6 separate regions of the Mus musculus genome follow, and all the other regions are linked to region 6. A link is a loop called in an ENCODE intact Hi-C map of the cell type or tissue named here. Cell type or tissue: left cerebral cortex. All regions are shown on one strand. Links, peaks and the distances in the headings refer to the core of each region. The heading gives the core; the rest is flanking DNA.

What was found. Hi-C counts contacts between places; a loop is a spot of excess contacts. Peaks named below come from ENCODE experiments on the same cell type or tissue, not always from the same donor. Only the 100,000 strongest peaks of a DNase experiment are listed, where the experiment ranks them.
Region 1: it touches region 6 in a loop (2.6-fold over the local background); 6 of 42 quality-filtered maps call a loop at or near these places.
Region 2: it touches region 6 in a loop (5-fold over the local background); 10 of 42 quality-filtered maps call a loop at or near these places.
Region 3: it touches region 6 in a loop (8-fold over the local background); 15 of 42 quality-filtered maps call a loop at or near these places.
Region 4: a loop joins it to region 6, with 5 times the contacts of the local background. A loop is called at or near these places in 41 of 42 quality-filtered maps.
Region 5: it touches region 6 in a loop (4-fold over the local background); 11 of 42 quality-filtered maps call a loop at or near these places.

What each region holds. Positions count from the first base shown.
Region 1 is chr12:8,636,601-8,641,764 of GRCm38, reverse strand. No RefSeq gene overlaps it. Among named protein-coding and RNA genes, the nearest start is that of Pum2, 35 kb to the left of the region's middle. In left cerebral cortex, for the core only: CTCF peaks have their summits at 897 and 2,860 (motif pointing left); DNase peaks (open chromatin) are centred at 694, 916, 2,872 and 3,117; H3K4me3 peaks cover 1,040 bases; H3K27ac peaks cover 834 bases.
Region 2 is chr12:9,028,190-9,033,353 of GRCm38, reverse strand. It overlaps Wdr35 (WD repeat domain 35), which reads right to left. Exons shown (of 27, transcript NM_001159527.1): 27 at 4,507-5,164. It overlaps Ttc32 (tetratricopeptide repeat domain 32), which reads right to left and starts at 3,357. Exons shown (of 3, transcript NM_029321.2): 1 at 3,158-3,357. The coding sequence starts at 3,297. In left cerebral cortex, for the core only: CTCF peaks have their summits at 2,924 and 3,172; DNase peaks (open chromatin) are centred at 3,184 and 3,344; H3K4me3 peaks cover 1,748 bases; H3K27ac peaks cover 1,090 bases.
Region 3 is chr12:8,544,805-8,549,968 of GRCm38, reverse strand. All of the region lies in intron 2 of 5033421B08Rik (a long non-coding RNA gene), which reads right to left. It also overlaps a transcript of Slc7a15 not described here. Among named protein-coding and RNA genes, the nearest start is that of Slc7a15, 7.8 kb to the right of the region's middle. In left cerebral cortex, for the core only: CTCF peaks have their summits at 2,265 and 2,469 (motif pointing right); DNase peaks (open chromatin) are centred at 2,458 and 4,562; H3K27ac peaks cover 547 bases.
Region 4 is chr12:8,497,338-8,502,501 of GRCm38, reverse strand. Rhob (ras homolog family member B) reads left to right here and starts at 2,493. Exons shown (of 1, transcript NM_007483.3): 1 at 2,493-4,841. The coding sequence starts at 2,870. The coding sequence ends at 3,460. In left cerebral cortex, for the core only: CTCF peaks have their summits at 2,522 and 3,831 (motif pointing left); DNase peaks (open chromatin) are centred at 2,802, 3,341, 3,779, 4,160 and 4 more places; H3K4me3 peaks cover 2,941 bases; H3K27ac peaks cover 3,863 bases.
Region 5 is chr12:8,450,586-8,455,749 of GRCm38, reverse strand. Gm51967 (a long non-coding RNA gene) reads right to left here. Exons shown (of 3, transcript XR_003950173.1): 3 at 4,326-4,664. Among named protein-coding and RNA genes, the nearest start is that of Gm51967, 4.2 kb to the right of the region's middle. In left cerebral cortex, for the core only: no CTCF peak of the experiment used is centred there; DNase peaks (open chromatin) are centred at 1,522, 2,257, 2,534, 3,804 and 1 more place; H3K27ac peaks cover 1,288 bases.
Region 6 is chr12:8,324,220-8,329,383 of GRCm38, reverse strand. The region is part of intron 4 of Hs1bp3 (HCLS1 binding protein 3); the gene reads right to left. Among named protein-coding and RNA genes, the nearest start is that of Hs1bp3, 13 kb to the right of the region's middle. In left cerebral cortex, for the core only: CTCF peaks have their summits at 2,386 (motif pointing left) and 3,175; DNase peaks (open chromatin) are centred at 1,573, 2,364, 3,330 and 3,710; H3K4me3 peaks cover 256 bases; H3K27ac peaks cover 4,000 bases.

The DNA of each region.
Region 1 (5,164 bases), core at 554-4,553, 310 kb before region 6:
ACCCAAGGATGGCACCCTTAGTAATTTATTAAACCTATGCAAAGAAGGATGCTTTTTCCCGTTTGCATTCTTTTGTTTCAGTATTTCTGAAGCCCCAGTACAGGACGGGTTCTCGTGTGTCTCAGGTGATTTTTATAAGATTTATTCATCTATCTCGCGTCTATGTGAGCTCACTATAGCTGCACAGGGTGTGAGCCTGCGTGGGGGTCTCTGGGAATCGAGTGACAGGACCTCTGAGCGCTCCGGCCTCGCCCCAGACATTTAGAGTTTTTTGGGGGGTGTCAGGGTTTTGCTGCTTTTTTAAAGAGTAGTGTTTAGTGCTCTTGAGTATTTTTATTTAAAATGCTAGGGTTTTATTTTTGGGGTTTAAGAGTTTTAGGGTCTCCAGGCAGGGGTGGCACACGCTTTTCATCCCAGCAGCACTTGGGACGAGGCAGAGGCAGTGGATCTCTGAGTTCGAGGTCAACCTGGGCTACAGCGTGAGCTCCCACACGATAAGCACACGAGACTTTTTTTATTTTATATAAAAATCACGGCCGCCCGCCCTTGTCTTTGCAGACGCGGATCTCTCTGCGGGGGGCGGGGGGGGGCGGTTTCAGTCTCTGGGGCTGTCAGTCACGGTCGGGCGGGCGGGACTTCTGGCGCTGTTCCCTGCTCCTGGAAACAGTGAGTGGGGAAGCTTCCCGATTGGAAGCTGCTGCCGTCAATCACAGCGGAGTGGGCGGGACTTCCCGCCACAGACCAGCACTCTCAAGCAGAGCGCGTGCACAGACCCGAGCCTCCTGTTTTCCCGCCGCTGCCACCCGAAAACGGCCCGCCAGGGTCTCTCCGCCGCCGCCGTGAGCGCCGCTGTCCCGGGGACAGCGGATTGGAAGCAGGCAGTCACTGGCCGTGGACAGGAAGTCTCTCTCCCGCCATCTCAGGTCAGTGCAGTGGCGGGCATGTCCCTGCCTCAGCCTCGAGGCATGCTGGGAGTTGTAGTTCTGTTCCGGCTTTGGGTCCTCTGAGCCTCGCCCCCTTTTTCTTTTTTTTTTTTTTTTCGAGACTGGGTTGATTTTTTTGTTTTTTGTTTTTTGTTTTTGTTTTCTTTTTCATGGGACTAGACTTTATTTATTTAATTTATTTATTTTTATTAGATATTTTCTTTATATACATTTCAAATGCTATCCGGAAAGTTTTCTATACCCTCCCTCTGCCCTGCTCCCCTACCTTCCCACTCCCGGTTCTTCCCTGTATTGGGGTATATAAAGTTTGCAATACCAAGGGGCCTCTCTTCCCAGTGATGGCCGACTAGGCCATCTTCTGCTACATATGCAGCTGGAGATATGAGCTCTGGGGGTACTGGTTAGTTCTATTGTTGTTCCACCTATAGGGGTGCAGACCCCTTCAGCTCCTTGGGTGCTTACTCTAGCTTCTTCATTGGGGGCCCTGTGTTCCATCTTATAGATGACTGTGAGCATCCACTTCTGTATTTGCCATGCACTGACATAGCCTCATATAAGACAGCTATAACAGGGTCCTTTCAGCAAAATCTATCAGGCATTGTGCAATAGTGTTTGGGTTTGGTGGCTGATTGTGGGATGGATCCCCAGGTGGGGTAGTCTCTGGATGGTCCATCCTTTCGTCTTAGCGCCAAACTTTGTCTCTGTAACTCCTTTTAGTATTTTGTTCCCAATCTAAGGAGAAATGAAGTATCCACCCATTGGTCTTCCCTCTGCTTGATTTTCTTGTGTTTTGCAAATTGTATCTTGGGTGTTCTATGTTTCTGGGCTAATATCCACTTATCAGTGAGTGCCTACCTAATGACTTCTTTTGTGATTGGGTTACCTCACTAAGGATGATATCCTCCAGATACATCCATTTGTCCAAGACTTTCATAAATCCATTGTTTTTAATAGCTGAGTAATACTCCATTGTGTACATGTACCACATTTTCTGTATCCATTCTTCTGTTGAGGGACATCTGGGTTCTTTCCAGCTTCTGGCTATTATAAATAAGGCTGCTATGAACATAGTGGAGCATGTGTTCTTATTACCAGTTGGAACTTCTTCTGGGTATATGCCCAGGAGAGGCATTGCTGGATCTACCGGCAGTACTATGTCCAATTTTCTGAGGATCTTCCAGACTGACTTCCAGAGTGCTTGTACAAGCTTGCAATCCCACCAACAATGGAGGAGTGTTCCTCTTTCTCCACATCCTCGCCAGCATCTGCTGTCACCTGAATTTTTGATCTTAGCCATTCTGACTGGTGTGAGGTGGAATCTCAGGGTTGTTTTGATTTGCATTTCCCTGATGATTAAGGATGTTGAACACCTTTTCAGGTGCTTCTCAGCCATTCGATATTCCTCAGGTGAGAATTCTTTGTTTAGCTCTGAACCCCATTTTTTAATGGGATTATTTGAATTTCTGGAGTCTAGCTTCTTGAGCTCTTTGTATATATTGGATATTAGTCCCCTATCAAAAGAAAAATCCTTTTTTTTTCTTTCTTTTTTGTTTTTTTTTTTTTTTTTGAGACTGGGTTGTTATTTTTTCTAATTATTTTTTATTTTTAATTTTTGAATGTTTAATATTTATTTATTTATCCATCTATCTATTTCTCTATATTTTGGTTTTTTTAAGATTTATTTATTATTATATCTAACTACACTCTAGCTGTCTTCAGATGCACCAGAAGAGGGGTGTCAGATCTCTTTATGGATGGTTGTGAGCCACCATGTGGTTGCTGGGATTTGAACTCAGGACTTCAGAAGAGCAGTCAGTGCTCTTAACCACTGAGCCATCTCACCAGTCCATAATGTTGGTTTTCCCCATACTTGGTGTCTCTGGGCTTAACCCTGAGACAGATGCTCTGGCCTGCCACCTGGTGGCGAAAGGTTGTCACTGCAATGCTCCCCTTTTTGTGAGAAAGAGAGAGAGAGAGAGAGAGAGAGAGAGAGAGTGTGTGTGTGTGTGTGTGTGTGTGTGTGTTTGTTTTTTGTTTTTGTTTTTTCTTGAGGCAGGGTTTCTCTGTATAGCCCTACTGTCCTAGAACTCACTCTGTAGACCAGGCTGGCCTTTAACTCAGAAATTCCGCCTGCCTCTGCCTCCCAAGTGCTGGGATGAAAGGCGTGGGCCACCACCGCCCAGCTGAGTTTTTTTTCTGATTGGTGAGCACAGCTGAGTGGGCGGAGCTGGTGATTGACAGGCAGATTGAGAGGGTGGCTACATCACCATGTCATCCCCCTGCCTCAGCTTCGTCCTTACTCAAGGGAATCCCCCTGCCTCAGTGTCACACCTGCTTTCATCCCTTCCCGCCCCCCTGCGCTGCCAACATAAAAAACTGACCACAGGTTTTAGGCACCGCGGTGTGCTGCTGCTATATATGTGTACATGTGAGGGAAGGAAGTATTTTAGTGGATCCCACAGTTAAGAGACTTAATTGTAAAGACTTTAGATTTTAAAAGATATTGGATATTTTTAGAGGATTGAACTTTTAATATGTAAAGATTGTGGGACTTTTTAAGAACTAAGGGTTGAGGCTTACTAGGGATGTGTTTGTGTGTCAAGTTGACAAGGGGTCAATTGTATTGGCTGGTTTTGTGTGTCAACTTGACACAGGCTGGAGTTGTCACAGAGAGAGGAGCTTCAGCTGAGGAAATGCCTCCATGAGATCCAGCTGTAAGGCATTTTCTCAATTAGTGATCAAGGGGGAAAGGCCCCTTGTGGGTGGGACCATCTCTGGGCTGGTAATCTTGGCTTCTATAAGAGAGCAGGCTGAGCAAGCCAGGGGAGGCAAGCCAGTAAAGAACATCCCTCCATGGCCTGTGCATCAGCTCCTGCTTCCTGACCTGCTTGAGTTCCAGTCCTGACTTCCTTTGGTGATGAACAGCAATGTGAAAGACTAAGCTGAATAAAACCTTTCTTCTCCAAGTGCTTCTTGGTCATGTTTGTGCAGGAATATAAAATGGAAAACAGGGTGTTAGGGGTCAGCAGACACCAAGCGAGACACAGTATATAAGGATGCGATAACACTAAGGAACGTAATATATAACATGATAATAATATATAGTACAACATATGCTTTTATAACAATTTTTCACATTTAAAATAATAATGATAATAATAGTAATAATAATAATATTTTAAATTTTAACTTCAAATTTATATTTTTCTGGATGGCTGCGTCCGCGGTCCAGAGTTTGTACTTCTGAATACTTTTTAAAAAGTTTTTTTATATAATAAAAGTGATCTGTAACGTGTGATAATATGTAGTGTATGTAACATGAAGGACAGTATATTACAATATAATAGCAGAAAATATATAATATATAATGTGTATATATACATGAGTAATATATAATAAAATATATATTTAAAAATGATATATAATATAACATATATCTAATATATAATAAAATAATTTTATACAAGATAAGTCCAAGCAAGGCCCACTGCACAGCACAGCGGTTCCCAACACCTGGTGCCTCGGCCTCGATGCTCTGTACGACTCAGGCAGGTTTGCCTACTCCAAAACCATACCGACGCTGAGAAACAACAAAAACAGGAAGAAAATCCTGATGTTACGGCCACTTCCAGTTATGATACGGTCACTTCTGGTCATGCTGTAGCCACTTCCTGTGACGACACGGTCACTTCCAGTCCCTTCTGGTCATGGTGTGGTCGCTTCATGTGACAACATGGTCACTTCCGGTCAGGGTATAATCACTTCCTGTCACTGTGCAGCCACTTCCTATCCCAGTATTCTCATGTCTGGTCATGGTATGGCCACGTCCTGTCACGGTGGAGTCACTTCCTGAATCTATATTATGTCTATGGATTATAATGTATGGTTTATAGGTAAACATTTGTCTTTTTATATTTATCAGTTTTTATACAAACCCTTAAACTTACACATACATTCACATATGTTCACTTATATATTGAAATTTATGTATATATCATATATTTATCAATATTAATATACATATTGCATATATATATCTATAATATATTAGATATAATGTAAATAACATAAATAGTTTAAGTATATATTTATGTTTATGTATATATTAGATATAATTATCTTATATAATGTATATATAACAATATATATAATTATATATGATATATATTAAAGTATGTAATATATTATATGTTTAATTTATATACATTTTATATTTATAA
Region 2 (5,164 bases), core at 783-4,782, 700 kb before region 6:
TCCAGAGAAATTAATGCCCTCTCCTGGCCTCTGTGGGCACTGTATGCATCTGGTCACAGATAGATGTGTATGCAAACATTCATAAGTATTTAGAAGAAAGCTTTAAAGAGAGACAGAGAAGGACAGAGACAGGCTGATACCATTGATTTTCATTGTTAAAGTACTGATTTTTTAAACATAATATTTTTTGAGTTTTTATTAATTGTATTGTGTAAGGTGCTACCACATGCATGGAGAAGTCAGGGAGTGGCTCTCTGCTTCCTTCGGCTTTACAAACATTCCAGGGACTGAGATGAGGTCATCGGGCTTGTGTGGCAGGCACCTTTACTCATTAGGCCCCCAGAAGGCAGTCAGTACTGTTCAGAATTATTCAGCAACCCAATATTTAAAAAAATAAAATGAAACTTTCAAAGACATGTGTAAGGGGAACCGTGGAACTGGTAGACTTCACGTTTTGAACTCTACCAGAGAAAGGTGCAAGGGATGCAAGGGATGCTGAAACTGCAGCGTGGGCTTGCAGCCAGGCTGCAAGTCTAGGGCAGAGATTACCTCGCTGTGGTGGACATGGGTTCCTGGGCTGACATGCGCAAATGAGAAAGAAGCAGCAGCTCATGTACCATCCACATACCTACTGCTAATTGTTCCTGAAACTTCCTAAAGAAGCCCATTAGAGCCTAAAGGAGAGTAGAAAGGCAGTCTCCTGTGTTTGCTAGCCTTTTTATCAGGAGTGGTGGTGGAAATGAGAGAGAGATGGTAACATCACTCGACCATCTATGTGGAATTTTCTATTAGCAAATGTCAGCAGAGTGATCAGCCACAAACAGGATGCCAATCAACACCCTTCTCCCACCCCCAAGGCTCAGGGAAATGAGAAGAGCCTGGGGCTGGGGCAAAAACCAAGAGACAGTGTCTTCCGGGCATTGCAGGGGCACTGTGCTCATAAACTCACAGCTATGGTTGCCTGCACAGGACCTGCACGAGATCAAGTCAGTAAACACTCCATGGAGCTGGGTGGGAGTGGGTATCCTAGAGGAGCTACGAACAGTTAAGGGCATCTGAGGAAGGGAGGGAGAGTTAGCTTTCTTAAGTCTAAGTGCTGCTCTGTGGTGTCACAGTGCTCCACTGTGGTGTCACAGTGCTAAACTGTGGTGTCACATGCTCTAATGTGTTTTCACAGTGCTCCACTGTGTTGTTTCATGCTCCAAGTTGGTGTCACTGTGCTCCACTGTGGTATCACATTGCTCCACTGTGCTGTCACAGTGCTGCACTTGGTATGTCAAACCAAGTATGGCCCTGGTAGGTCAAACACCCTCCTGTATGGCCACATATCTATGAATAACTGGGGCAGCACAACATGGGATTTGGTAACTTTAAAAAAAAAAGGGGGGGGAAGGGAAGTGGGGGTAGAGGCGAGAGGAATTAAGGTGAGTAGTGGGAGGTGAGGATTATCAAAGACAAAAACACTTTATTAAAAAAAAAGAAATTTCTGTTAACTTTTATGATAATGTAGTACTAAAATGAAAAAGCAATTTTGCCTCTCTGGCTTAATTCCATTTAAGTCTTACAAACAAATAGTCTTCTGTATTAGATCTCATGCAAAGACAAGCTTGCAGTCTACTATAAAGATCTTCCAGGTCCAGTACTACAGCTTGTAATCTCAGCACTTGGGAGGCAGAGGCAGGTGGATCTCTGCATTCAAGGGCAGCCTGGTATGTAGAGGGAGTTTCATGACAGCTGGGGCTACACAAAGAGAGAGAGAGAGAGAGAGAGAGAGAGAGAGAGAGAGAGAGAGAGAGAAATTCCCAGTTTCTCTGTTTCTCTGTGTTCACTCCACACATTACATAAGCGCAACAAAGGCAAATCTTGAAGTAACTAATGCTACATGTGCAGGCATTAGCACAGAAGATAGCCAGGCTGTGAATATCACAAAGAGTAAAAGACTTCACTCTATTACAGTGGAATTGTGAACCTGCAGAGTTGGATCGATTCTCCCGGTTTAACGACCAATTCACAACCAATACAGAGACATTGGGACAAACAATACGGAGGGGCTAAGAGTAAGACTCCCTGATAAGCAGATGTATCAAGAGAGGAGCTGAGACTAGATAATAAATATAGTGAACTGCCAACCTGACCTGCTTCTTCCTGACCCGGCTGACCGGAAACAAAAACCCGGCAGCCTAAAAAGGCTTTTCTACTTTTTTTTCACCAATAGAGCCCCCCACCCCACCCCACCCCCGCTGATGGCTCTGCTATGCTACTACTACACAAGTTCAAAGCTGGATCGGACATGCTTAGGGCTCTGTGCTCAAACTGACCAACCCTCAGTTCCTTAAACCCTCAAAGGAGTGGATCTGCGGGTTCCTGAAATCCTCTTCCGCTTTGCCGAGGGTTTTATCTGTTTGCCCACTCAAGTTTTCTCACCCCTAGGAAACCTTTCCTCATTAGCGGATTCTCTCATAAGCTGTACTTAGTCGTGGCACCCTCCTCCTCCTCCACCACCTCCTCCTCCTCCGCTGCTACCTGCCTGGCTTGAGAGTTTTACTGCCTTTTAATTCCTTAACTGGCAGAAAACAGAATGCAACCAAGACCCCTAAATGTCAAAATTTTTATAATTATCAGATTTTGGCTCGACATACAACCCCGTTTTCTAAAGACTCAAAGCGTAGTGGGAATAGAGGGGTCAGAGTGCACATCTTGATAAGCTGCTCGAACTCAAATATCAAAGTAACAAAGAACTGTACTGGGCAATAAACGTTTCATCGCTGGCTTGATATTCTACAGAAAGGACTCTTGTGATGTTCTAGCGGTGTCACATTAACAACCCTTAACTTCAGGAGTGTGCTGTGACGTCGTGGTAAACACTAACGGGACAGCTGGGTGCAGCGACTGTGCTTAGCTTAAGCGGGTGCTGAACCGGAACCTTCGCGTCCGGAACACAAAGGCGTCGCTGTGGTTCCGAGGACGACCACCTTCCCTGCCCAGAACAGCGGCTTCCTGCCGCCTGGGCCTCTGCGGAGACCAAGGCGTCCCCTCCCCGAAGGACAGGGCTCGGAGGGGATCTTTTCTGGGGAAACCAAGCGGCAGCCCAGGACTCCGCGGTCCGCGCGTGGCTCGGGGACCACCCACGCGCCCAGCCCGCTCTCGCGATAGTTACCTCCCGTGACGCGCGCACTGGCCAATGAAGGCGGAGTACAGCTCCCGGGCCTCGGCAAACTCGCCCCTGGAGAAGCGAGCCTGCGCCGTGGCCAGGGCGGCCGAGCTCTCTCCGCCCTCTCGGCCTGGCCGCAAGGCCATGACCGCCTCACCCGGGTGGAAGCGGAACCACAGCTACCGCTCACGGGACTTCGTTGGCTAAAGGAAAAGGACGTTTGTCCTGTTTGAAGACCCGTAGTATCGCGAGACAACTGGTAGCGCCTGACGCCGTTCGCGGGAAATTAAGAGAATTTAAATCTTTGTGACATGTGTATACATAATTAGATTAGATTAGATTAGATTAGATTAGATTAGATTAGATTAGATTAGATTAGATTAGATTAGATTAGATTAGATTAGATTAGATTAGATTAGATTAGATGGATGATAGATAGACAGACAGACAGTGCCCATGGCCGGGCGGTGGTGGTGCGCATATATCCAGGCAGAATGCTGTATACATAGTAAATAAAGAAGTCTTTAAAAAATTTTTTTTTAGAAAATAATTATAGAAGCAGACAGTAGAGGGCAACATAATATTGCTGTTTTCATTTTAGATACCCAAAATAAGCGTCTAGAGCTATGGCAACAGAGTTAATATTCTGTTACTTTGAAACAAATTTGTCCATGTTTCTGAGTGTGAACTTTCTGTAGTCTCTATGGTAACAATTCTCTGCCACTTCAGTCACTGTATATTTTCCTAAAAAGACTTAGCTTTTTCTCCCATGTGATATATATTCTGTGTATGTCTCTGTGTGTGTCCGAGGATGTGTCTGTGGATGTGAAGACAATGCAAATGCCACATTTCCCTACATTATAGTGGAAGGAAACATGGGATAAACGTCCTTTTTTCCCTTCAGAATTTGTTTTCATGTTTATTTCAAATAATGTCTCAGAAAAACTTTTGATCTGAGCTCTGAGAATAAAGAAAAGTGATTTGTTTTGTTTTTTCGAGACACGGTTTCTCTGTGTAGCCCTGGCTGTCCTGGAACCCACTCTGTAGACTAGGCTGGCCTCGAACTCAGAAATCTCCCTGCCTCTGCCTCCCAAGTGCTGGGATTAAAAGCATGTGCCACCACTGCCCGGTCAGAAAAGTGATCTTAAAGTACATTTCAGCAAAATATAATGAGCTGTGTATGGCAGATGAGAGAGGTCGGCAGTGCCTGTGCAGGTACACTGCTTACCAGAATGCTGGGACCGGCCACATTAGTGCATGCTGTGGCTGCTGGGGTCACATTTAGGCCACTAGAGTACTCTGAACCATGGCATAGCTCGGGATAAGCTTGATGATAACTACAGCATTACTCAAAATCAGTTAATTCATGTTTATTACAAAGAAAAGAGACCAAATGCTTCCTCTTGAATGAGGCTTGTAGTCTTTAAAACTTCAAATAATAAAAAGTCTTAAAATGCCATTTCCTCATTTATGAACATACAGAAATTTAACCTTAAGTAGAAACAGAGCTCATGTCCTAAGCCGCTGCTGAGCCTCCCTGAACCCAGGTCATGTCTGTTCTCTGCTTCAAGGCAGCCCCTCCTACCCTCTGCCATCCCCAGCTACCTCCCAAGGGGTCTCTAACCAACTGGTAACCTTGGCAAGAGAGAACTAGTTCTGTGGTAATTTGCCACAAACTATAAGTTATATAAATGGTAAATGAACAGACAGGAACTACAAAAAAATTAGTTCACACCTGTAAATCTTATGTGAAAAGAATCAAACTGTCTCTTGGTTGCACTGTGATGTATGGATTATCTTTTTTTTCCAGTACTGACAGTGGACCCAGGACCTGCGCAGGCTTGGAACGCATGCTACCACTGAGCACATGCCAGCCCTCCCTTTACTTTTATTTTCTTTTGTAATATATATTTTATACAAAAATACAACTAGCAGATGATGAGGTGATTTTCCTATGAATCCTTAGGAAATCAAGCTCTACGACACAGTCGGGTGCAGAGAAGCGTGTGTGCT
Region 3 (5,164 bases), core at 830-4,829, 220 kb before region 6:
GACTCTAGTTCTTAGCCCCCCACCATGCCAAACCATCTGCTGATCATCAGTGATTCCGGGGAAAGATTTTTCAAAATGATTGTACCCGATTAACCATCCCTCTTTATGTTAACTGAAGGGCAGAAATGAGAAAGTATTATGAAATGTCATAAGAATGAAGTCACAGAATTCTTTAGCCATGGGGAAAACATGAGACATGGGCTCCAGTCTCTGCAGACTTCCTGTGCCATACAGATACCCACAAACACCCGGGAAAGCCTTTTCCTGCTCCTCTCACTTCTCACCTGGAGCTAAGTGTGGTGGAAGACATCCAGTAAGCATCCTGTGCTGGCTGCTGCAACCTCCCTCTTGTTCTTAATTAGTGTAAAGGAAAAACAACCTCAGCAACTCTAGCCCCTCCCATTCCATTTCAGGAGCACGCACTCTCAGCCACTGGGGTTGTATTTCTTCCCCAGTGGCTGTCTACATTTTGGTTCCGGTCAACCCTTGTTCTGACTCTTGATGGGCCTCAATTTGACTTTTAGGTTGATTAGTATATAGGGTGACACCTGAGATTTTTGTGGACTTAAATCATGCAGTTCAAACAATTTTTCTCAGTTACTTCTAGGTTTTATTATTTGTATTGAATTCTAGCAATTTTTTTCCTGGCAACTACTGACTTTTTTCTTTTTAATTTGTTAATATTACACACACACACATGCACACACACACACACACACACACACACACATACACACACACACACACTCACATGCACTCACACCAAGGGTATTTTGAGATAAGGTCTTGCTGTGTAGGTAAGATTGGCCTTGATCTGATCCTCTTATCTTGGGTCCCTGGAGATTACAGGCACTTGTTGCTATAAACAGATTAACCTTTCTTTTCTTTGCTTCTCTCTCTCTCTCTCTCTCTCTCTCTCTCTCTCTCTCCCCACCCCCCTCTGGTGTGATGTGTATATTCTGTTGGGAATCTAACCTAGAACTTCATCACACTGTTATATTTCATATTGTGGTAAATAATGTGAATAAGCTTTCTGAAAGTTAGATGCCATTGCATTAGCGAGACAAACCTTTGTCTTGATAAAATTAGATAAATACACTGTTGGATTTCATTTTTAATGCTATGTTAAGAAATTATATGGGGCTAGACAGTGGTGGCACACATCTTTAATCCCAGCACTTGGGAGGCAGAGGCACATGGATCTCTGAGCTTGAGGACAGGCTGGTCTATAGAGTGAGTTCCAGGACAGCCAGGGCTACACAGAGAAACCTTGTCTCAACAAAACAAACAAACAAAAAACCAAAATGAATCAACAACAACAACAGCCCCAAAAAGAAGGAACAAAAACAATTATGTTTTTATATTTATAAATGAGGGTTTTGGGTTTTAGTTGTATGTGTGTGTGTGTGTGTGTGTGTATGTGTGTGTTTGTTGTTGTTGTTTTGTGGCAGGGTCCCATGGAGCTCAGTCATTGGATAAAGACTTCGTTAAGAAGACAGGGAAAATAACTTTGGGGAAGTGCCTCTCTGCCCCAGGGGAAACCAACAGCTTCGAACTCTTTTCTAGCCAGAACTTCACCCTTGGAGCACAAGATTTCTCATTCCCAAGGCTGCCCCTGATGACCCATGCCAGGGTCTCCCATATCAAGGAAACCTGGGGGGCTTCCAGGGCAGGAGAGGGACTGAGGAGGGCCATGAGCTCTAGATTGAATATGCTGAGGTGGCAGTGTTTGAGGAGCTGGCAGACGGGCATCAGTCAGCAGCTGAACAGATAGGTCTGAAGCCCCAAGGTGGATGTTCTCCACCTTCCTAAAGCTGAGACCCTTTAATTCTTCATGAAACGTGACCCCGAGCATAAAATTATTTTTGTTGCTTCTTCATAACAGTAATTTTGTTACTATTATGAGTAATAATGTAAATATCCAATATGCAGGATATCTCACATGGGACCCCTGTGAAAGGATCATTTGACCCAACCCCCAAAGCGGTAGAGACTCTCAGGTTGAGAATTGCTGCTCTAGAGAGAGGTCAGGGACAGAAATATAGATCTAGCAAACAAAACAGAAACAAAACAAACAAAATCCCACAATGGTGCAATGGCAGCCAGAAGAATTGATGGGATTTGGAATCAAGAGAAATTGACATCTGAGGTGACCAGCAGGCAGCTCCTCTAGAGGTACAGATAGGTTGGAACAAGCAAGAACCCGCAAGTTCACGAATTTCCAGCCTGGCCAGAGCTTGGTCAGGGCGGGTGAGGGTGTTGGTCACCGCCCAAGATGATGAACTCCAGGGACTAAGGCACGGTGAGAAGCCTGGCTGCGGGGGAGAAGCAGGATAGGCCCAGGAATGGGAATGTTGACGACCGGATGTCTCCAGCCTTCTTTGCAACCCATCTCTTGTGCTCTCCTCCATCTGTCTGATCCCTCTATGTCCACTAGAGGGCGACATCTCACAGCCTCGGTTCCAGCAGTCACGCAGAGTCAGTTTGTTAGCTGCCCTCTTGTGGGGATCAAGGAAATGCTGAACTTCTGGGGCCTCTTCCCTCCCAGGACTCTCCTGTTGTTATAGCGACCTATGTGGCAGGAGATTTTGTGTTTAGGAAAGGGGGTAGAAAAGCAGTTTCCCTCTTTCTGCCTTCTAAATTGAGAAACACTGCAGGCAGTTATTTCTGCCTGACAGGAAGATGGGACCTTCTCAGTGCCTGTGATTGGACAATCACTTTCTCGGGCTCTTCAGGGCTGAGGGCCGCGAAACTCAAGAGATAGGAGTTAAGTGATTTGTAGCCAGAATATCTTACAATGCTCTAGTCTATTTATTTTTAGGAAAGGTTTCTCTAGCCTTGGGCAGCCTGGAACTCACTATGAAAATCAGGCTGGCCTTGAACTCACAGAGATCAATTTGCCTCCATTTGCCATCCCCCACCCCACCCCCTTTAATAGACTCTCAAATATCCCAGGCCTGGCTACGAACTCACTGTGACCTTGAACTTCTGATCCTCCTGTCTCTACCTCTCAAGTGTTGGAACAATAGATACTGGCCATTGGCAGTTTATCCCACGCTAGAGATGTAAACTTGTGCCTGCTAGCTAGGTGCTCTACCAATTTAGCTATAGCCCGACTCGGTGTCCGGGACATTTCTGAAAGGAGTTCACCGTGATGCAGAGTCTCAAAAGCCCAACTCCTTCCCACGAGCTGCTCCATGCCACTTCACCAGGGGACTTGTGGGCCAGGTAACTTCTGAAAGGCCCTTTGTGACCAGAGGCCACAGCAGAGGTATCTGAGTAGTCAGGACCATTTCTGAAGGCACAGTCAGGGCCAGAGTGGCTGAATTTCCCAAGTGAGTAAGACAGAAGTGGCAGAATCTGGTTGGGAGGTCGTGTGTGAAGAAAATCCTAGAACAATGCTTTGGGAAGCTCAGCGTATGAACAGATAGCATGACCGTGTGTGGTTACGTGGAAAGGTTTTTACTGCAGCCATGAGAAAGAACAAGCAGAGGCACCTGGGAGAGTCCAGACAGAGAAAGGAGTAGACCAGCAGACTGGACCTAGTCATGAGAGAAGCAGGAGTCAGGTAGACAGAGAGACAGAGACAGAACAATGGAGTAGAGAAAGGAGAAGGAGGGAGACAGAGCGAGGGAGGGAGACTGGGAGAGCAAAATAGAGAAAAGGCATGGCAGGATTATAAGGAGAATGAATAGTTTGGTGGGAAGGAGCCCATGAGCTGCATGGTTTAGAGGAGGGGAGGAGAGGAGGAAGGGAGGAGTGCTAGGGTGCCAGCCAGTGTGGACTCTGAAATGTGTATCAGGTACTTGTGATACTGAAGGGGCCTGGAGGCCAGCATTTTGCAAACAAGCACCAGGGATAGCCGTTTGCTCTTCTGCCTTTTGGAATCTGAGGAAATGGAGTTTCCTTTGGACCTGACAACTTGTTGAAGGCCTCAGCAGCAGCCTCTCCCTACCCCCACCATAGCCACACAGCCGTGGTCCACTCAGGGAAGGATTGCCCTGTTTGTGCTTAGAGAGCAAGCCCCTGGACAGGGGGTCTGAGGAGGGGTCCAGGGACTTTGATACAAGTCACTGGCTTCAACAGCATCCTGGACATTCTTTCCCCAGGGCCCCAGGTTTGGATGGCCTTAATCTTGCCATAGGGGATGTGCTTGGTGGCTGTCTGGAATGTCAGTGTGCTGCCAGGAGAAGGGCAGTGTGGTGCCTTTCCTGCGGGCAGTCAGCTGAAGCTCCCGGCTGCATGGCTATGGCTGAAGTCTGGGTTTGGATATTAGGAACAGTGAGGGCAAGCATGCTTCACAGAAGGAAGACTACTAAGGCCCACCTGTAAAGTCTGCCAGTCACTGAATGGCAATTAAGGGTGGGGGTGAGGGGGTATGTGACATCTAGAGTCCAGGTGGCAAGGGTCATTATTGAGTTGAGAGATCCCAGATATAAAACAGTGTCCTTTGTCCTTCTCACTAAGACTTTTCATCCCTGTACTGCTACACAGTCACCCAGGGCCCAGTTGCCTGGATACAGTTTTGGGGAGAATCTTGGAGGAACATTTCAGCACCCTCACTTAGCTGTGTAGGGAGGCTGCTGAGTCACCACCACTCAGAGCGGGCTGGTGTTATAATCAAGTCTCTGACTTGCTCCCCTCTGCTGTGCTTTGAGCTTCAGGTCACCACAGTTAAGAAGATAGCGTTGGGTCAGTTCATCTTCAGGAATCTGCCAGCATTGTGGGTGCTCAGCATGGGATACATCGTGATTCCTGTTTGGGTTAATGTTTAGCTATTGTACTGTAGATTTAAAAAATGCATTTTAAAACAGTGTCTCGTGTATCCCCTGCATTGCAATTTTGGGCACTGAGTGACTATCACTTCCTGGTATAAGTCAAGGCAGCTACCGGTGTTCTCTAGAAAAGTCACTGCCTGGTTTGGCTCTGTACTTATTGAGCTGGGGAGCAGTTGACTGACATTTGGAGCAGGAAAGCCTACTCCAAGAGCAGCATAAAGCATCCCCAGGGGATGGAGAGATGGCTCAGCGGTTAAGAGCACCAACTGCTCTTCCAAAGGTCCTGAGTTCAAATCCTAGCAACCACATGGTGGCTCACAACCATCCGTAATAAGATCTGGTGCCCTCTTCTGGGGTGTCTGAAGACAGCTACAGTGTACTTACAT
Region 4 (5,164 bases), core at 480-4,479, 170 kb before region 6:
AGACCAGGCTGGCTTTGAACTCAGAAATCCACCTGTCTCTGCCTCCCAAGTGCTGGGATTAAAGGCGTGCGCCACCACCGCCCGGCTTCATGCACTGAATGTTAATAACTCTTGGAGAATTAAATCTAGTCATTGCCTTGCAGTGACAGTGCACTTTGAAGGGTGTGGGGCCTGACAAGGGGATACTATAAAACTCATCAGCAAGTTTGGAAAAGTTAATGCTATAAGCAGTGAGCTAGGTCTTTGAGGCCGCCAGTCCTGTTTTGAGAGAACGCCGTTTCGATTCTTCTCCTTCTTTACTTCGGCATAACTTGCCCACTTTGTATTTTTAGCAATTACTTCGATATAGAGATTTGAGCTTGGAACACCCCGTATGATACGTCTGGAAATCAGGAAGCCGGTGGCCGTAATCCTGCTTCCTGGTTCTTTGTATTTAAGTCTTTGAAAGAAGCACACGGGACAAAGCTCTGGTTTATATTTTCTTAATATTTAAAGCTGAAGGACATAGCCAAGATTCCCAAGCTATATTAAGACCACGGAGAGCAGAGCTAATAACACAGCAATCAAAAGGTTTAACTACGAGGAGAAAAATATGTGTAGATAAGATTTTTCCCCTAAAAGGCATGTGTGGGGTGTGTGTGTGCGTGTGTGTGTGTGTGTGTGTGTGTGTGTGCAAAGTGACTTCCTCAACCAATGACAAACCAAACCATGTGACAGTTCCTTAGGTCTGAAAAACTAAAGCAGAGAAAAACAGAGACTGGGCCCTGCAGTGGGGATAATCCAGAATGCAGGGAACACAGCTCTCCCCCACTGATGGAACACTATGGCTTGATCATATCTGTCCAGATACACAGAAACTGTAACATGGGGATTATATGTGAAAACATTGGCTGCTTGTGTTTGGTCTGATTATAGCAGGATCTGATGTTAAGAACTAAAAAGTTCCACTTTTGAAAAACTGGGTTAGCTCCCAAAGTCATTTACCCCTCCCCGTTGTTTTCTCTCTCTGTCTCATTTGGTTGCCCAGACTGCCTAGACTTGGAAGGCCAACCCCTGTGCGTCCTGTGTGGCTGGGTCTACAGGTGGGCAGGCCTACCACTGCACGGACCATTTTTACTGCTTCTTTAGGGCCCAGCATAGTGCTAGGTCTTCATGATGCTCAGGTGGGAGGAAATCCTGGCCCTCGGACAACTCACAGTCCAGAGAGAGAGACAAAGAAATGGGTCATAAGGTCATCATGACATGGTCACTGAGAAAGCTTTCTCTTAGCTGGTACCCCTAGCCTAGCCCTCCATGAGGACCCCACGCAGCAATGTTAAGCCATTTCCCCACTTTCTTTCCTCCTTTTTCTTTGTTCAGTTTCTCTTGGGGGCGGGGTAAGGCCCTCTTTGACGCCCTTTGCAGCTTTCTGTCTTTCCTATTTCTTACAGTGGACTGGCTTAAATCCTTTAAGATAGGAAGAGGTGTCATCTCCTGCAGGAAGTGGTAATTCACGAGTTAAGACCTGGTGTGTATGAAGAAACTCCATCCTCTGTACAGAAACCGTGTGCCCACCGGCAAGTTCCCTGCGAGGCCGCATGCCTGCTTTCCCAGCTTGAAGCTTTTCATCTGCTCCATGAGAGTTGTTGGGATAGATGGGTTTCCTTGCACAGTGTACTTCAAGCAGTTCTCTGGCTTTAGGGCGAGAATCAGATGTAATGTGGTAGGACTGGGTGAAGGTTGCCTGCCCAAGCTGGGTGCTTTCTTTTTCAGCGGAGTGCCCTGCACCTCGCTTTCCTTTGTCCTACAGCTGTGTGTCTCCTAGATTCCTCCCCTTATCTTCTTCACCCGGAGACCTAAGTGTGGGCCTTGAAGAGAAAGCCGAGAGGGGACTCACCCAGGCCCACACAATTTACTGTTAGCCTTTCTCAGTGAAAAGGCTGCCCTGGGTAAGTGTCAGAATTCGGCCCAGAGCACACGAGGGGTTAGTTATCTAAACAAAGTTAAGAAAGAACGAAACCCTTGGCTAGGTAACAAAACCGTGCACCGGTGTCTGTTTAAGTGAAAACAAAACCACGTTAAAGGCGCCGCCCCTCCCCCATGCTTGATCACCCGTAGTTCGCTCGGAAGCTAGATAAAGCTGAAGCCCTGGGAGCAGCCAACGCCCCACAAGAGTGTAGCTCGTCTCGGAACTGCCCACCCAGACCCGGAGGGCTCCAGGCTGCCTGCTCCACGATGTCGCACTCAGAGAGGCTGCGACGAAGGCGGGGACCCGGCGGCCACACAACCCCACGGGGCGGGTCGCCGCGCAGACTCCACAGTCAACGCCTCTCCCAGCCCCGCGGACAGGGCAGTCAATCAAGCTAAGGCGAACCCGCCTTCGGACTGCAGCGGGCGACCAATCGGAGCCAAGCTCCGCAGCGATGAGCTCAGCCCTATGGCTTCCCATTGGGTGGCTATATTAAGAAAGTGGCCGGACTCTTTAAATAGCGGGCGCTAGGGCCGCAGCCCGCATCTGCCACCGCAGTTCGGTTGTCGTCGTCTGCGCCCCTGTACCCTAGGTCTAGAGTGAACCCGCCCCGGGAAAGAAGCTAGGCCGGGTCCGCAGCATCAGCCATCACTTCGCACAAAGCAGCGCAGCTCCGGGACCGCCGAGGACCACAGCGGCGCGGCAGCGGCGCGGCGACACTCAGTGCACCGTATGCCCCTGCGCCCCTGCCGAGGCAACCGGAGCGCCCCGAGAGACCGCGCCGCCGCGGGGTCCAGGTGCAGTTAGCGAGCCTAGCCCGCAGCGCGCAGTCGCGGGAGAGCGGGGAGCGGCAAGCAACAGGGAGCGGGACGGCGGCGAGGCGCTCGCGGGCCCCTCCTGCTGCCCGCGCCCGGCGAGCTCATGGCGGCCATCCGCAAGAAGCTGGTGGTGGTGGGCGACGGCGCGTGCGGCAAGACGTGCCTGCTGATCGTGTTCAGTAAAGACGAATTCCCCGAGGTGTACGTGCCCACCGTGTTCGAGAACTATGTGGCGGACATCGAGGTGGACGGCAAGCAGGTGGAGCTGGCGCTGTGGGACACGGCAGGCCAGGAGGACTACGATCGTTTACGGCCGCTCTCCTATCCGGACACCGACGTCATCCTTATGTGCTTCTCGGTGGACAGCCCGGACTCTCTCGAGAACATCCCCGAGAAGTGGGTGCCCGAGGTAAAGCACTTCTGCCCCAATGTGCCCATCATCCTGGTGGCCAACAAAAAAGACCTGCGCAGCGACGAGCATGTCCGCACGGAGCTGGCCCGCATGAAGCAGGAGCCAGTGCGCACGGATGACGGCCGCGCCATGGCGGTGCGCATCCAAGCCTATGACTACCTCGAGTGCTCGGCCAAGACCAAGGAGGGCGTGCGCGAGGTTTTTGAGACGGCCACGCGCGCCGCGCTGCAGAAGCGCTACGGATCCCAGAATGGCTGCATCAACTGCTGCAAGGTGCTATGAGGGACGCGTCCTGCCTCACGCCCTTGCCAGCGTGGCTCCCCCTCCTTGGCCCGGTCGCCCACGAACCGGGAGAAAGGGAGACCCATGCCCCCAAGGACACCACCAGACTGCCTGACATCTGCTGGTGGCTCTGGCTGGTCACGCTGAGAATTAGCGTGGGCACCGAGCTCCCCCTTCCCAGTGTCTGTGTGTGTCCAGCTGTGTGGCACAGGCCTGGGCACCCTGCTGAGTGCCAAGGGGTTCCTGAGCATCCTTTTCTAAAGAGCCAGGCCTCAAAGTGTGGTTGTGTGTGTGTACGACTCCCTACACCCCACCCGACTCCTGCCCCACCCCCGCCTCTGGTTTCCCCAGGGGCACGCAGAGTGGTTGCGCCCCCAGCAGGTTTGCTTGTAACCAGCAAGCCACTACTGTTGCTCCATGTCTGTAACATAGACCCCTGGAATGGCGGGAGGGGAGGGCTGGGGGGAGGATGGGGCTGTTACATAAATACAGATTTTATTTTCGGAGGCAGAATGGTATTGTTTAGTGGTGTGTGGGGCGACCAGGGCCCAGAGCAGCTCCTTTCCCAGGCTGGGTCAGGCGCCCACCCATCCAAGCATGAACTGGACTTGGCCATCTTTCCACACCCTGGGGAAGACATTTGCAACTGACTTGGGGTCGAGAGGAAGCAGCTCAGACAGTGTCTCCTGGGCCAACCCCCAGCGAACCTCCGGCAGAGGATCCAGGGTGTGCAGTGGGGTCACTTTTGCCATAAGCGAACTTTGTGCCTGTCCTACAAATGAACATTGTTCAGCTCAAGAGACTATTGTTACTGAATTTATTTAAACGCTGAAGCTTTTTGTTGTTGATGAAAGAGTTCTTTGCACAATTGTCCCATTGTTTGACACCCAGTGTACTTGTCATTTGCATAAGACAGCATTCTGACCACACTTGTATGCTGTAACCTCATCTACTTCTGATGGTTTTTTTAAAACTATGATGACTCTAAGATTACAAAAACAACTAACTTTTGCTTTGTTTTCTTGAAAAAAAAATGTCAACAGTGTGAATTTTTTCTTTAAATTTGTGTAGCATACGCAGTTTTGGTAAAGGAAGGCAACAGGTATTGGGGTCTATTTAAACCCCCCCTCCCACAAGACAAGTCTCTTCTGTGTGAAATTTTCTGTACGTTCCATGTGCAGAGAAAAGCCTCCCCCCTCTCCCCCCCGCCAGCCCAGTGGTACTTCTAAATTGTCTTGTTTTGTTTTTGTTTTATTTTTTTTAAATAAACTGACAGATGACAAATGGTGAACTTATGATGTTTACATAAGAGTTCTATAAGCTGTGTATACAGATTTTTATGTAAAATATTAAAAGACTATGATCATGACATTTATAAACAGCTCCTGTGGCTTAATAGTGTCAGAAGATGTCTGAATTGGGGGTAAGGGAAGAGTTCTTGTGGAGGTCCTTTCTGGCAGTAACTGCAGCCTCTCTATAGTAGTAAATATGGCCATGAGCCTGGCACCTTTTAGGGGCTGGGTGACCCTGAGAGGCCAGGTTATTCCTGTCAGATTCCCGGAGGAGGCTAAGCTTGTCGTCCATCAGACACCCAGAGTGTACTAATTATTGTGAATTTAGTCCCATTAGGTGAGGACAAAGGTCTTGGTTTGACTTCATCTATAGGTCTTTAAGAAGTGTCTGAAGTTTATTCTGGGCTCTACT
Region 5 (5,164 bases), core at 554-4,553, 130 kb before region 6:
GTTCTCTGCCATTCATTCACACACATTTTTAAATAAATACACATCTATTTTTTTTAAGAAGTCCATGCCCCCATTAATGCTTTAGTTAGCATATTTTAATTTAATTTATCATGACATTTTCCTACATGAACATAAATGTATTTGAATCCTATTGACCTCTCCAGCTATCACTCTCTCTCATCCTCTCCTCTCCCAACAGTCTCCTTCACCACAAACCAACTCCACTCTACTTTCTTATCTTGGTGACCCAGGGGGTTTTATTTTTCTCTCCCTTCCTTCTCTTCTTCTCTCCTTCACTCCCCAAAGCCCTCATCACTTAAAAGAATTTTGGTTCAGATTCGAGTCCCAAAATGTAGTTCTGCTTTTCATCTTTACCAACACCCCACCCCCACACTTCAGGACCCAGCTTCTCACTGAACAACTGGGCAAAGTGCTCTTGAAAACTCAGGTGTTGGCTCTGGCTTCAACAGAGCCTGAGACACTCAGGCCTCTTTGTAAGTCCCTGCCTCTCCCCAGAGTCCTCTGCTACCCTTTGCCATCGCTGGTTAAACCCAGGAGAGTTCTCACAGCCATCTCCAAGGAGGCTCTGGGGCCTTCATGCTGGGAAAGCTCACCCTGGATTAGCTATGAGTGTTGTCAGACTCTCAGGTAAGCCAAGGGCCTAGCTAAGGATTGCTACCCCAAGAGGCAGGGGGGGTGGGAGGGGGTGGGATGGGGGTGAGGGTGGGATGGGGGAGTGGGTGGGGGTGGGGTGGAAAAAGAGAGAATTTGGGACTCAGGACTAACTATCAGAGAGGCTGATGAATAATGAGGCATTAATTTTTCGTTAGTGGAAACTAATTACACTCTGCTTGGGTAAAGTGGGAGCCAAGCTGCCTGTGTTCTGTTCGAAGCAACTGAACAAGCTGTCCTTGCCATCAAGGCTGAGGCTCTGGGGTGCATGTGGGTGGCTGAATAAGAGCTTTCAACATGCTCTCTCTACAGTAGAGCAGAAACCCCCAGGTCTCAAATCCCAGCAGAGAAGACAACACACAAATCTGTGGGTAGCTGTCTAGAGCATGCAGGCAGGTCTGAGATAGCTAGATCACGGGACCAGATCCAGCCCTGTAAACCTTGGCTAGTCTCCATACTCCAAACTGAGCAAGTGTTTGTCTGCCTGCAGAACACTCACAGCTAAGCACGTGGGCCCTGGCATGGCAACTCCTGTTGGGCTTAAGGGTCACTCTGTGTGGGTTCTTGGCATTTGTTGGGAATTGGACTTAGAGAAGAAGTTGAAGACTCTGGTCTGGCAGTAAGCAAGAGACAGGACACAGTTTGGGCTCATGCTAGAGGTTCCTGGGTGTGTATGGTGCACAGACGGGCTCTACCCACCTTGGGATGGACAGTTTTCAGCTTTGACAGCAAGCACTGATTACATGAAACTTATCAAAGTTCAACACTCTCGTACTGTAAAAGATCTATGGTAACCTGGTGTGGTGGCTCTGTCATCCCAGAATGCAGGAAGTTGGAGGACTGCCACTGTTAGCAGTCAGCCTGGTTACATAGTGAGTATCAGGACAGCCTGGGCTACAGAGAAAGAATGTATATTCTAAAGTGGAGCTGGGGTTTGCTGAGCGAAGACCAACCACACACAGGGAGAAAGTCTTTATAGGCCACAGGTATTAGCAAGGAATAGAGTCTAGAAATGTGTCTGATGTCCAACAGATAAACAGCAAGCAATCCAGTTGTAAAGTGGCTAAAAGGCGCAGGAGAGACGACCCAGAGATAGGAGGTGAGCATGTGAAAAGATGGCTATTATTATCTTCTCAGGAGATGATAATGATATCATCAGGAATGTTAAAGCACAGTGGGATGTAATTACCTGCCTGTCAGAATAGCTACAATGGCACAGAGTGATGACAATCTCAGGGCAAAGCTGGCCAGTGGTGGCACATGCCTTTAATCCTAGCACTTGGGAGGCAGGGGCAGGAGTTTAAGGCCAGCTTGGTCTACAGAGCAAGTTCTAGGACAGCTGAGGTTACATAGAAAGACCCTGTCTCAAAAAACCCCAAACCTAAACCAACCAACCAACCAACCAAACAAACAAACAAAAGACAGACGCAGGGCTGGAAAGAGTACCTGGTTCCTGGCCAGGGCTGTTCTGAAGTCAGGCCTGGGAGGCTCAGTCCCCACCGTGGACTCATCCATTGTACACTGCCTGCTGCCACCAGCCTTGGCCATCTTCTATCAACCGCCACCCACGGTGTAGAGCCAGCTGGCCAGGGTCAGGCTGCTCTTGGCTTGGTTAGGAAGCTAAGCCCTGCTTCTTTTCTCTGGACAGCTCAGAACAAACTGTTACCAAAGTCCATTATTTTGAACTTCTAAGTCTGGTAACTTAGTCCAGGGCTGTAAGGGAGTCAAGCCGACTGCTTCCTTTTCTCTGTGCTATTTAAGAAATAAACCAGGCAATTTGAAACAGATAAAAGTTTTAAAAGAATTAATCTTCTAAACTGTTTCCAACTTAATGTACTAACAGCAGTTGCTATTTATATGCTTGGCTCTGTGCTAGGCCCCATGCCAAGAACTTTTTGTGAATCATTTAATTGAATTTTTACAACCTTAAATGTTAGGTTACTCCTTTTTCAGAGATGAGAAAACAGGTTCAGAAAGGTTAAGTGATTTGTCTGAGATCACACAGCTAGGAGATGGCATGACCACAGCCACAGCCACAGCCAGAGTCTCTCCCACTGCCTCTCAGCAGAGTCAGTGGAAACCTCTTGGCTCACACCGTCAAGTGCCAGGGTCACAGTTGTTGATTCAGGACCCGGCTAGTGCCAGAACATCACATCTCAGTGAGTGGCATTATTCTACTGGTCGGAACCTACTTGCATGCACTTTACTAAATGCAAAGGATGGTGGGAAATGTGGCCCTACTGTGTGCCTGGGAACAGGAAATGGTTAACATGTAGTTGTTGGGATTCAGACCTGGGACAAACAGAAGGTACATATTTTACATACCAAGGAGGACCTGGCCTCCAGGTTCTCCCAGCATCCCTCAGTCCCTACCCTTTACAGGACATACCCTGACCCTCTTGCCCTGACCTTTCCAGCCCAGAGGCTGGGCTTCCTCTTCCCTCAGAGGGTCTTTCCTGTATAAACCAGAGATTTGGGGCTTATTCCTTTCTCTCCCTCTCTCTGCATTTTCTCTCTCCCTGTGTGTTCACTCTCTTTCTCTCTCTCTTTCCCCTTTCTTTTGTCTTCCTCTCCATGGTGACTTCCCTGTCCCTTTTCTTTGAGAGCTGCTTCCCAATAAACCTGCCTTTGCATGCTCTAATCCGGCTTGAGCTGGCTCATTTCATCAGTGCAGACTAATTTATCAGTAGTAGTGCCTCACCCAAGTCTATCTGAATGGACATTAACACACCACTCATGCACACACACAGTACACTCAAGCATACTCGAGTGCACAGCACACACACACCCCCACCCCCTACCCCCCTTATCTGTGTAAATGTGTATGGACTGAGGTGTGCCATGGTGTGTGTGTGGAGGTCAGAGGGTAATTTCTGTGAGTTGTTTCTCTTCTTCAGTAGACTATGTGAGCCTGAGTTCACCCCTGCCCAGGGCTAGCCAAGGGCACTCAAGTTCAGCTGAGCAGCAGAGACCTCCACAGCCTAGACAGTGGGTCAGGAGCTCCTGGCTGCTGCCTCTTGGGCCTCTGCCTTCCTGACCTGCCAAGTCAGCCCATCTTGTAGACAACTCGCAAGCTCCAAAACAGCAGGAATTTGCACTGATTCAATTAAGCAATTAGCCTCAGAGCAGCAGGAGATGCCTGGACTAACTCCTTCTGCAGACAGAGCAGGACTGCAGCCTTACATTCCTGATCTCGGCTCCTCCACAGGCAGCTACAGTTTCCCACAGCCATGATTCCCTCCTTGTGTGCCTGAGATGCCGGTATGCCTTAGAGGAGTTTTACATTTTACCCTCGTTCCAGGAAGAAAGGCCAGTCTGAATCTGCAGTCAGTGGGCACAAAGAGCCCTGTGGAGGATGCACCCCCATTGTCAGGAGGGGAACTCAGCACAGAGACTTTCATGTAGATGGGCACTGGCCTCTTCCTAGGGCATAGGATAGCCTTTGCCATTCAGGAAACTTCTCTGTGCTCTCTTGTTCAGACAGAAACAGAAGCAGAGCGATGTGAGACTCCATCGAGAGACTCAGCAGAGTAGGGGCCAGGACTGAAAGCCCAGCAGAAACCTCTTTTGTGTATCCTACCCACCACACACACTCTTCCCAAGAGGAGAACCCCTAAAGTCTCTCCAAGGCACTTAGGCAAATGCAAGGCCCCGCCTTGATGCAGTGTGAGGTAAAGAAAGGCTCTCTGGGGACTCACTGTTGTTCTAGAGGCTGAGGTGCTCTCTTCTGTTTCCCTGGCCCTGGTCAGATGGCCCACGTGGTCCTGTCCCGAACGAGGCCCAGCAGCAGCCCATAGGCTGGACCTCCCTTCATGTTAGGGACAGAAAGGCAGGCTCCGAACCCATTCCTCACAGGTCATCCGATGGTCGGAGCAGATGAGAGGTCAACAGATGTCTGAGATACGCATGTGCCTGGGTCACCTTCTGCTTGTGGCTACGAACTGGGCTGGGCAAAGAGACCATGTGTAAAAGTCTTCACAGGACTTCTCTGTCTGGATCAGACAAAAGAGGTGAAAAGCTACATGACTCCCAGCAGAGGATCAGTGGGGGCTTCCCTTCTTAAAGCTGCCTAGTTTGGAGGGCTCCTGAACTTCTTCTGAGTCCTGCCGGGAGCAGGGGTCCTGCAAGCTGGAGCAGGGACAAGACTCTGAAGCATCATGCAGTGCTAATGAGGCAGAGATGACTCGGCAGCCAGCCGGCCTGGTAAGCACCAGGGCACTTTGCCACTTGCAAGCTGACTCAGCCCAGCAAGTATGGATTAAGCAGCTGCTGCCTGCCCAGCATTGTGGTTTGTGGCTGGGAGGGAGTAAAAGGAAGTGCCAGCCCATCCCAATAGGGTGGGAGAAGATGGCCGAAGTGAGTGATAGGAAGAACCGAACCCGTGACAGCTGAGCTGCTGCTCATTAGCACCAGGTCATGACATCCTAACTTCAACTTAGTGGATGCAACTAGGTCCTTCTGCTCAGTTGCTAAGGTCAGTCCTGCCAAGATG
Region 6 (5,164 bases), core at 740-4,739:
AGGATCTGGCGCTGGGATTTGCTCAACAATAGGAGCTAACGCCCTCTATAGTTCATCTGAAGTGAAAGACGCATGAAGGCCTCAGGATGAGTACAAACTAGTTACAACATTTTACCAAGAACTCTGCATTCTTCCTTTTGGACTCTTGGGCCTAGACCCTTGGGGGCTTTGGTGGGAAGTGTAAAAGTTCTGAAACGCTAGACAGCCCCCACTCCTCCACCCCACTGGAGGTCCCTTTGCTTCGGAAACCCTAACTGTTCCATACCTGAAGACGCCACAGCTTGGAGTCAGCAAACTGCCCTCGGCCCACTTCAGAGCTGGGATGGGAATGCTGAACCCTTGAATCCCTTTGGGGGTGACCATACATCCTGGAGTTCCAGCCTCCCCGATGGCTTTCGAGCGATGCTACAAGAGGCCCCAGACTCTTCTAAAGTTATCTAGGGCCACTTTAGAGGACAAAGATCTAGTTTCCATGCCTGTTCAAATGAAGACAATTCTACTTGGGTATGGTCGTTGCATTAGGGGTCTGTGTGAGGCTTTCCTCGTGAACCTCTTGAAGCCTTTGCTAATCAAATAAAAAGGACAGAAACCACCGTGCTAACCATAGTCCCCAGAGTCCCTTCACTGAGGCTGGGCCAGGAGCAAAGGTACCTGGATGGGAAACACAGCAGAGATAACTGTACCCCTTGGTAAGTGTGGCTGAATGTTTTGACTCAGTCTCCCTTCCTACTTTGGGGCTAGCCATGACGTGGGACCATGGTGACTCTCCTAGGGAGCTCCACTATGGTATCCGGTCCTCAGAGAACCACTGCAGTAAAGACAGACAGCAGAGAGAGAGAGAGAGAGAGAGAGAGAGAGTGTCAAGGGGAGCAGGGGTGGGGAGACTAGGAGGACTGGGGATCCCTGTTCACCTGTGCACTGTGTAGGGCATCTCTCAGACTTCTGCATACTTTAGTGCCTGGAGTATCAGCATGACTCGCACACACAGACTCACTGAGAGGCCATGGTTCCACGCAGGGCCGAGGGGGCCTGGGAATCTGTATCCCCACCTGGTTCCAGGCTGAAACACAGCCCCTAACTGCTCTCTGCTGCAACGGAGTATCCAGCAAAGGCTTCCTCTCCTGGCTCAGAATCCAGGACAGGAGTTGAGAATATTGTTATTTACTTAGCAAGAGGCACCCAAGGAAGGCATTCCACAGTTGCTTGGAGGCAGGAGGGGGCAAGGCCCCAGAGATTCTAGATGCTGGGTTTGCAAATCCAGGAGGACTAGCGGGTGGTGGGTGGGTGGGTGTCTACGGGCAAAAACTGGAGGGTCATCCCAGAGCAGAAATTTCATCTAAATACAAAAAGCCATTTTTAGGTTCAACAGAAGTGGCTGCTTCATGGAAAAAATGAAACTAAATTTATATAAAACTAATGATAAAACAGTATCCAAGGAAAGGCCTTCTCCACTTGGGTGCCAGGCTCTCCCCTCTCTTTGAGAGCCTGAGAAACCAGTCTCACAGGCAGGGAAAAGAGCCAGCTGTGTTCTCTGTCACCAGCAAGCAGGCTGGAGAAGTAGCAGGAGGGGTGGAAGAGAAGAGGGACCTTCAACAGGGTAAATGTGTAGCCCCAAAGAGCTTTTATCATACTGTCCCCTGCAGAACCTTCAGGGGCCTTGTTCTGAGGCTATTATTTAGATGAAAAGTTCTATGGAATGATGACTCCGGACCCGTGAAGTTCCTCACATTATAGCCCACCACAACAAAAGCCCATGAAAGGTACCACAAGCCGGGGCTCACAGTGCAGTTTGCAGTGACTGGGCTGAGGGACTGGCTCAGAGTCTGGAGAGAGACCATTCCAAACTGTGGAGGCACAGACACGAAACAATCCCTTTGTTCAGGGAGAAGTAGAGAAGCGAAGGCTGCAGGAAATATCCCTGCTCCTGGGAGGGAAGGGACTCTCGCCAATCAGTCCCTAGGACCTGGGTAGTTTTGAGTTGTGTTGAAAATGTTTCTAGTGCAAGGCACGATTTTCTCAGAGCCACACAGACACTAAAATCGAGTTAAATACGGTAAGTATGTATGACAGAGAAAGGCGCCTGAGACAGAACATTAATTGGAATGGTGAAGTGAACGCTATGTCTAGAGTCCAGATGGCTCTGGGACAGGGTCAGCAAAAAAACCCAAAAAAACCCAAAAACCCAGAAAATAAGAAGCAATGCTGTTTCAATGGGCTAGAGTGGGGGCTTTTCTGTGCCCCATAACGGTATAACACAGCGGACTTTTCCCTAGTCAGAGGCAGGTTGAAGAGACAAAGGAAAGCCAGGCCCGGCAGACTCCGCTTTGTGCCAACTGCTCCCACCCTTGCAGACACTCCTGAAATGGAGCCCGAGCGCCCCCTTGTGGCCACAGCAGGGAATATGAGATGTGTGTATAGAGTTGCTGAGGAAATACAGACTACAAAGCTCTCGAGGATAAGAAGAATGCCCCAAAGGGTGAGGTGGGCAGCCCTTGTGTCTGAGTGGGAAACCTGACCTGCTCTGTCACATACCAGATGGATTTGTTTGTTTGTTTGTTTGTTTATTCATGTATGTATGTATGTATGTATGTATGTATGTATGTATGTATGTATGTTGACTTGACCCAAGCTAGAGTATCCTGAGAAGGGAACCTCAGCTGAGAAAAAGCCTCCTTCAGATTGCCTTCATGAAGTCTGTGGGGCATTTTCTTGATTAATGACTGAGGAGGGAGATCGCAGCCCACAGTGGCGGTGCCACAGGGGCGGTGCCACCTTTGGGTAGGTGGGCCTGGGTTGTGTAAGAAAGCAAACCGAGCAAGCCAGGAGGTGCAATTCAGTGAGTAGCGTTCTTCCCTGCTCTGTGCTTTAGTTCTTGTCTCTCATCCCTCAGGGATGAACCTGAAGCGTAAGCCAAGTAAAGACAGCCTTTCTTCCCTGAGTTGCTTTCACCCGTGGCCTTTATCACAGTGGTAGAAAGCAAACCACACCACCAGGCTTTGGCCGAGTCCCCGCTTGGGCGAATCTTTTGATGGCCCTATGTGTAAGGGCCCCACCCTACCTCTTGCCACATTGCTGAAAGATGCCTGCAGTGGCCTCAAGCCCTGGTGCTGCCACTTGGGGTTATATGAACGAGCTCAAGCCATCTGACTCTCAGAGGCTCCAGTGTCCTACCACAGAAAACAAAAGCAATGCCCAGTGTCAGCCTCCAGGGCTCCCTTTCCCAAGCGGCTCCGGCAATGGGCCCAGAAAGCCATTTGGCACATTATGAATCTTTTCACAAATGAGGCCCGAGAGGAGCCATGAGCACGGAGTGCACTCAGCGAGCTTCCCTGTGCTCTCGTACCTCGCCTGGTCCCACACGAAGCACATACACATGTCCTGACGCATACCGCACTTACTGCGGGTCACAGCCCATTTCAGAAGTGCAAGTCTCAGAGGTAGCATGAGCTCCCAAGCAAACACCAGTTAGCTCAGTTCCTGGCACTGAAAAAGCTCTCGAAAAACATTACTTATTATGCCTGACAGAGCCGATAATACCAACTGGGTGTCACATGGGTCCTTAAAAAAAAAATCTGGCAGGAAGGGGAGTCCGCTTGGTGCTGTGTTCCCGGAATCCAGGAGCCAGGGGCCCCCCAAGAGCACAGAGCTTGCTGCAGGTGGTCCCAGGCTGGCTGTCAGGCACCTAAGACCTCCGCCCCGTCCCCACCCGCAACTCTGCCACTAGAGAAAGAAATTCAAGGCAGCACTTGGCAGCCAGGAGCAGTTTCCTACCCAAAAAAGGAGCCACTTGGCTAACTCTGTTGTTCAGCCAAAGGCTGGTGCAGCCTCAGAAGTCCATTTCAGTTTGTCACTACTCATGGTTACTTAGAACCACAGATGGCATGAGTGCAAACAAGGCCTTATGGCAGGGCCCCAGGGCTGGGCGAGGCCGATAAGGGGTGGGCATTATAGGTGTCTCCCCATGTCACCCTGGGACCCTTACTGCCTGACCCTTGGGGACCAGACCCTCACTGGCTGGAGAGTACCGGGAGGCCACGGATTCCTGTGGGCCTGCGGCAGCCGCTGTGCCTGCCTGGGCAGCTTTGGCCAGTGTGAGGCCTCTGTGGTGACCTCAAGATTCTGCAGCCCATGGCTCACATATCACACTGGGGGAAGACCCGTGCTGAGCGGGCACCGATTTGGGGGACTTCATTTGGTATGTCATTACACTGAACACGCCTCTGTCCGATTCTTCGGCGGCTCTAGTTTCAGGCAGGCCTTTCCTGTCTGTATACTGGGGACAGCAGTAAATTCCTAAGACCCATTTGTCACGGTGCTGAGGACAGTGCCCTGGCCCGTGGTGGTCAGGTTCTGCTGAAAGTAGAGTCTATGACGACAGCTAATGCTAACATCTATGCACATCAGATGATCCTCCCTGGACTGCTCCAGGAAGCAGGTACTTCCAAGAGCCCGCTCATTTACTGAAGAAAACTGAAGATGCAGATAGCCAGGAGCCTTGGCGACCAAAGGATGGAACTAGAACTCAGGTCCCAGCAGAAAGCCCTCAAACTCAGTGCCAATCTAGTACCGTTCCCCGCCTCCAACTGATGCTTACAGGCAAGGAACAGATGAGGCTCAGCATGGGAAGTACAATACCATGCCTAGCACAGAAAATATCAGTTGCTCGTTGCTTGAGCCAAGAAGGAACAAAAGTATTCTGGGATGACTGAGTAGCCGATTTCCATTAGGGAAGCCATTGCGTTCTCAGCTCATTGCTTCCACTGGAGGGGCTATGGCAGGAGATGCCTGCCTCTGCATCTCCTCCTCCAGCCTGTGCCCTGTCCCCATGGCCAGCACAGGGAGATCCATGCCGCCCACCCGCGCTCAGGAGCGTCCGTCTAATTGGCGGGATGCCTCCTAGAGGAGTAAAGCCAAGGGTGCTTATACCCATGTTCATGGAGGTCTCCAATTGTCCCGCAGGAGCTGAAGGAAGTCCTGCCTTACAGATGGTGAAGCATGCTCTGGGGGCAAACAAGTCACTTGCCACTCTGCAAGGAGAAGCCGGGTCCCAATGGCAGCAGACTGGGCCCAGCAGTCTGTGCTACCGAGCTATCGTGGGGTTAACTCTGTGGAGTTAGCCATAGATGGGGGATATCACTGGGGAGGGCGGGGGATTCTGAGCCCA